2 separate regions of the Homo sapiens genome follow, and region 1 is linked to region 2. Evidence: chromatin loops called from intact Hi-C (ENCODE). Cell type or tissue: natural killer cell. All regions are shown on one strand. Each heading gives the region's core, and the rest is flanking DNA. Links, peaks and the distances in the headings are about the cores only. Region 1 overlaps LOC105372507 (a long non-coding RNA gene). Region 2 overlaps PTPRA (protein tyrosine phosphatase receptor type A).

Region 1 (2,914 bases), core at 209-2,708, 310 kb after region 2:
TAGGCCCTTAGTTTGGGAACATTCTAGGCCCTTTGATGCCCTATCCAATTTCTCTTGCCGGCCAGCCTTACCTCCACTCCCTTGCTGTGTGAGTTTCTTGCTTATCCAGCATGGGAGATCACACCGTTTCCCAAACCCAGCTCCCTGTCTCCCAGCTCCAGCCTTCATGCTGGCTGGCCCTTCCTGCCGGAATGCCCTCACTTTGCAGCATTCCTTTTTGTGATGGTTGAAGTGATTTGGTTGGAGTGCTTTTCATTCTGGAAGGTTGTCCCCAAGATAGATTGGGGGATAGATGCTCAGAATTAACCTGCGCAGAAGGTGGAATCAGTCAGCCCAGGAAAGTGGCACTGAGTTAAGGCTCAGTCATAGCTGGGGCAGACTCCCAACTTGCGTGGGTTTCTGTTCTATCCTAACCACATGGAACAGAAAACCAGCCAGGATGGTGTTTGAGGCTTCCCAGAGCCTGCAGCCCCAGAGAAGGGCTCCTGGGTTAGAGCTGCTGAACCAAGGGGTGATGAAGGGAGGAAGGTCAATGAGCAGTTCTGGGGCAGCACTTGGGGGTCAGAGGTGAGTGTCTCTGCTTTAGATCCAGGTGAAAGTCTGTTGTTTCTTGGAACCCTCTGTGCGCTTTTATTTTGCATTAGTTATCTTATTTTTTAACCTTTTATTTATTTATTTTTTTAGAGTCAGGGTCTCACCCTGTCACCCAGGCTGGAGTGCAGTCGCGCGATAATAGCTCACTGCATCCTCAAACTCCTGGGCTCAAGTCCTCCCTCCTTAGCCTCTCAAGTAGCTGGGATTGCAGGTGTGCACCACCATGCCTGGCTAATATATATTTTTTTTTTTTGAGACAGAGGTCTTGCTATGTTGCCCAGGCTGGTCTCGAACTCTTGGCCTCAAGTGATCCTCATGCCTTGGCCTCCCAAAGTGCTGGGATTATAGGTGTGAGCCACTGTGCCGGCCATGCATTATTTATCTTAGTTCCTTTGTATATTGTCCCGTTCCAACTGCTGCATCTTCTCCATGAGAAAGGAATTTGGTGGGTGGGGTGGGGCGAAGTGCTCCAACTGTGGCCACAGAGAGCTACAGGGGTGGTGATGACAGAGGAAGCGTGGTGCACGCCTGCAGAGAATGCCACTCTTTTCTGGCAGGGGCTCACCACAAACCCTTAGGCCAGAGCCTTGGGTCTCATTCTACCCTTTCATTGTGCTCATGTCCACGAGAAGGGCTTTTTTGTGAGTGGCCAGTGCTAGAGAGTGAGCAGATAATGAAACCCAGGTGGCGCCCTTATGAGCTCACAGTCAGGTGGCAGGAGACTCATGAATGCTCAATGTCACTCTGGAGTGACCTGGGCTGTTACAGAAGCGGAGCAAGTCCTGGGACAAGCACAGAAAAAGGGCCTGAGCCTGAAGGTGAGGAGGGGCCCGGGAGCAGCTTGTGTAAGGACTAGCAGAGCGGAATGAATGGGTTTGCTGCACTTCCTTCAAGGTGGAGGTTTTAGCACCCAGCACCGGGAGGGTCATGCTGGTGCCTAACATGCCATGCTAAGGAGTTTGGACATTTTTTCTGTAGGTCTAGTCATAAAACAATGTTTTTTTTTTTTACATCAGCAGAACTCCCCCACGCCTCCGCCGCCTTAAGCGGGTGCAAACCGTATAAAACAGATAGGAAGTGGTGAGTTAGGCTGAGGCGCGCTTGGCCACGCTGTGTGTTGGGCCATAGCGCCCCCCGGAGGCCCCAGAGTGTGATGCCGGCACTTGGATCCACTTCCTGTCAGATCCCCGATGGTAATTAAAATGAAAGGAGGAATACAAAAACTAAAGCGCGCATTAATTATGGCAATTCTCATAGTTCCATGAAGAAATCCAGAATGACAAGGGCCATCCAAGAAGGTGGTCTGGTAGGTATGCGCCAGCTCTGGGCCTTCCTCGCTGTTGATTCCTGAGGCCTCTTCAATTGCTTCAAGAAAACCCCACACCACAAGTATTAGTCTTGCCTTAGGATCCATTCCATCCCACATCTAGGCCCAGTTATTCAATCTTGAATAATAAAACAATAGGAGCTATCGTGGTGGACCCTTTGGCAGGAGAGTCGAGCTCCTATCCCCAGGCTCTGGGATCATTGGTCCTGGTTGTTCACACACCTGCCAATCACAAACCACTTCAAAGACACCCGGTCTCAATGCCCATTGAGGAAGAGGAAGGGGACCGTTTTCCCAGTGCAGCAAGCTATGCCCACTCCCTGCTATTTTGCAGAGCACGGCTGTTCCCTGCAGTCTCAAACCTAAAACTGCAGCAGCACCCAACACTATCCCTGACGGCTGCCCCTTAGCTACTCATAGGCAATGGCAACAATTTTGAAATATTATATACACACACACACACACACATATATATATATATTTACCGGTGGGGCAAGATCAAATTCATTTTCAAATTGTTGGGGAGGGCCAGGCGCGGTGGCTCACGCCTGTAATCCCAGCACTTTGGGAGGCCAAGGAGGGTGGATCATTTGAGGCCAGGAGATCGAGACCAGCCCAGCCAACATGGCAAAAACCCGCTTCTACTGAAAAAAACAAACAAAATGAAACAAAAACAATACAAAGAAAACAAAAATTATCCGGGTGCAGTGGCATGTGCCTCTAGTCCCAGCAACACAGGAGGCAGGGGCTCAGAACTACTATAGAGTACTTGAAATAAATAAGTAAAAGCTCAGCGCAGTTAAATTCCAAGTACATGGGGAGCAAACCTGAGTTCAAGTTACTTGGTTTAAATCAATGTCTCGCCACTGGCGTAAATTGAACTTCAGTACTATGGCTACATTGTCTTCATTCTCACTTGACCCAACATCCGGTTGGCAGTAGGTGCGTTTATTCTAGATCACGTTTGAGTCTCTTTTTTTTTTTTTTTTTTGA
Region 2 (2,914 bases), core at 294-2,793:
CATCTCTACTAAAAATACAAAAAATTAGCCAGGTATGGTGGCACATGCCTGTAACCCCAGCTACTTGGGAGGCTGAGGTAGGAGAACTGCTTGAACCCGGGAGATGGAGGTTGCAGTGAGCCAAGACTGCGCCATTGCACTCCAGCCTGGGCAGAAAGAGCAAAACTCTGTCTCAAAAAAAAAAAAAAAAAAAAATTACTACATTTGGAGATGGAATGAAGGCAAAAGTGGACTGGGAAGAGCAAGAGGCAGAAATGAAGAATGAACGTTTCTGTCTTTGATAATAATTTAAAAAAAGACTGAATAAAGGAAATGCCAACCCAAAGGGAACCAATTTTTTGTCAGATGGAAGCAAGAGTTTTTTGTTGTTTTTTTTTGGAGACAGGGTCTCGCTCTGTCACCCAGGCTGGAGTGCAGTGGCGCCATCATAGCTCATTGCAGCCTTGAACTCCTGGGCTGGAGGTATCCTACTGCCTCAGCCTCCTGAGTAACTGGGACTACAGGCACAGCACCACCATGCCTGGCTAATTTTTTAATTTTTATTTTTGTAGAGGTGGATCTTGCTATGTTGCCCAGGCTGGGAAGCAAGAGCTTTAAGAAAGGAGCAAATATATTTACTGGAAACCAGCATGACAGTGATAGGAGAAATTAAAGTGAAAGACCCAAAGATAGGGAAATTAGGACCTCAAAATCCATCTGCCCTCACCTACTCAAGAGATTTCCTTTCAGATTAAAACCCTGGAGGTTCTGCATGTTATTTTACTAACAGAGGCAATTACCCCTGACCCTATGCTGTGAATACCACAAAAGGAAGAAAAGATTTTCCTGGGCTGGACTCTTACACACGCAGTAGAGACCATTATTTTAGATCAGAATTTCTCAGTTCACCCACAGTTTGCATTCTCTTCCTTCACATAAGATTTCCACAGGTTTCCACCCAAGTACAGGGCAGGATGAGATGTCAGTTTTTTAAGCCCTGATGGCTAATCCAGAGGCACTAGTTTTCCTGTGCATCCCTTCTCTAAAATGTAGAACAGACGTAGGGACAGCAAGACTCTTGAAAACAGTCTTCAATACAAAAATGTCAGGAATAACAAAGACTACATCTCACAGCCCTATCAGCATCCCTAGCTCCCTCAGTCATGATAAAGAAAAACTAGGTCTCCAGGTGGACTAAGGCTCCTAAAAAGAGTCAGGAAGAAACAGGAGCCATTGTTTAACAAGAGAGAAGAAAGGGCTTGCCCTGGAGAACACAGCGCTAGATGCAAAGGTTCAGAATGAAGAGCCTGCGTCACGGATGAAAACAAGGTGAATCCTACTCCTTTTGGTTTCTACTCTGAAAAACCTAGCTCACAGAGCTAGGAAGGAGCAGCTAGAGCAGAAGTCTATAAAATGTTAAACTCTCTAGAAACACTAGGTGGCATCGAAGACCGTTTCATCTCTTGTTTAAGCCTTAACTGGAACCAAGGCTAAGTACTCATTCATTTTTTAAAGACATGTCGGTTAAAAAAAAATTTTTTTTTCACATTTGTTGATATTTATTTTTTAAAAAGTATCCATCACATAATTTAACTTAGAAGCTCTCTTTGGGCTCCTCTCCTTATATCCTCTTCCTTCCCCTCTCACTGGTAAACCTGAAGTTTTATAATTATCATTACATTCCTTTATTTGTATCTCATATTTTTTACATCCAAAACAATGTATTATTATTGCTAGTCTAGTTTTTGAGGAAAATGGAATCATGATTAAGTGGTGAGTTGCTTTTTTCTTTGGCTCAACATTACGTTCCTAAGATTCATCCTGGCTGCTAACTTCAGCTACTTTGTAGTGCTCCATTTGAGACGGTGTTAAAATTTACTTATCCATTCTACTACTGATGAATATTTGGGTTGTTTACAGTTAAAGGTCCTGCTTTGAGACACATTTTTGTATCTTTCTTGTGCATATGTGCAAGAATTTCAGGTATAGGTATCTTTAACCTTACCAGATAAGGCCAAATTGTTTTTCAAAGAAGTTGTACTAATTTATACTCCCACCAGCAATGTAGTGTTCCAGTTCCGTATGCTTATCAACATTTGCTACTGTCAGACTTTGTGTTAACTGATTTACATTTCTCTGATTATTAATGAGGTTCATCATCTTTCCATAGCATACTGGTCAAAAGAGTTTCCTCTTCCGTGAAGTACCTAGTCAAGTGGTTTCCCCGTTGTCCTACTGGATTATTTTTTTCAAAATGGAGTCTTGTTCTGTCACCCAGACTGGAGTGCAGTGGCGCAATCTTGGCTCACTGCAGCCTCCACCTCCTGTGTTCAAGCAATTCTCCTTCCTCAGCCTCCCCTGTAGCTGGGATTACAGGCGCCCGCCACCACACCTGGCTAATTTTTTTTGTATTTTTTTGTAGAGACAGGGTCTCACCGTGTTGGCCAGGCTGGTCTCGAACTCCTGACCTTGTGATCCGCCTACCTCAGCCTCCCAAAGTGCTGGGATTACAGGCATGAACCACTGCGCCCAGCCTACTTATTTTCTTAACAATTTGTAGAAGTTCTTTATATATTCTGGATACTCTTCCTTTATCAGTTACCTGTGTTATCTTTTACCAAGGTTGTGGCCTTCCCTTTCATCTTCTTTATGGTATCATTTATGAACAGAGGTTTTGCATTTTCATGTAAATTCATCAATCTTCCCTTTTATCAACATTTTAAGTCTTAAGAAATCCTTTCCTACTGTGAGATCAGAAGTATATTTTACTACATTATGATCTCTACATTTTATCATTTTTGTCCTTTAAATTTCAGTGTTTACAGCAACTGGAATTGGTTTTTGTGTTTGATATGTGACAAGCATTCAATTTCATTTATTCCCACAGGGTTACCAATGGTCCCAGGCACTATTTATTGTGAAGACCATCTTTTCC

What was found. Hi-C counts contacts between places; a loop is a spot of excess contacts. Peaks named below come from ENCODE experiments on the same cell type or tissue, not always from the same donor. Only the 100,000 strongest peaks of a DNase experiment are listed, where the experiment ranks them.
Region 1: a loop joins it to region 2, with 13 times the contacts of the local background. A loop is called at or near these places in 17 of 110 quality-filtered maps.

Annotation. Positions count from the first base shown.
Region 1 is chr20:2,686,979-2,689,892 of GRCh38, reverse strand. The region is part of intron 2 of LOC105372507 (a long non-coding RNA gene); the gene reads left to right. Among named protein-coding and RNA genes, the nearest start is that of EBF4, 4.3 kb to the left of the region's middle. In natural killer cell, for the core only: CTCF peaks have their summits at 1,530 and 1,729 (motif pointing left); a DNase peak (open chromatin) is centred at 1,712; H3K27ac peaks cover 831 bases.
Region 2 is chr20:2,999,604-3,002,517 of GRCh38, reverse strand. All of the region lies in intron 9 of PTPRA (protein tyrosine phosphatase receptor type A), which reads right to left. Among named protein-coding and RNA genes, the nearest start is that of GNRH2, 43 kb to the left of the region's middle. In natural killer cell, for the core only: a CTCF peak has its summit at 1,431 (motif pointing right); a DNase peak (open chromatin) is centred at 1,417.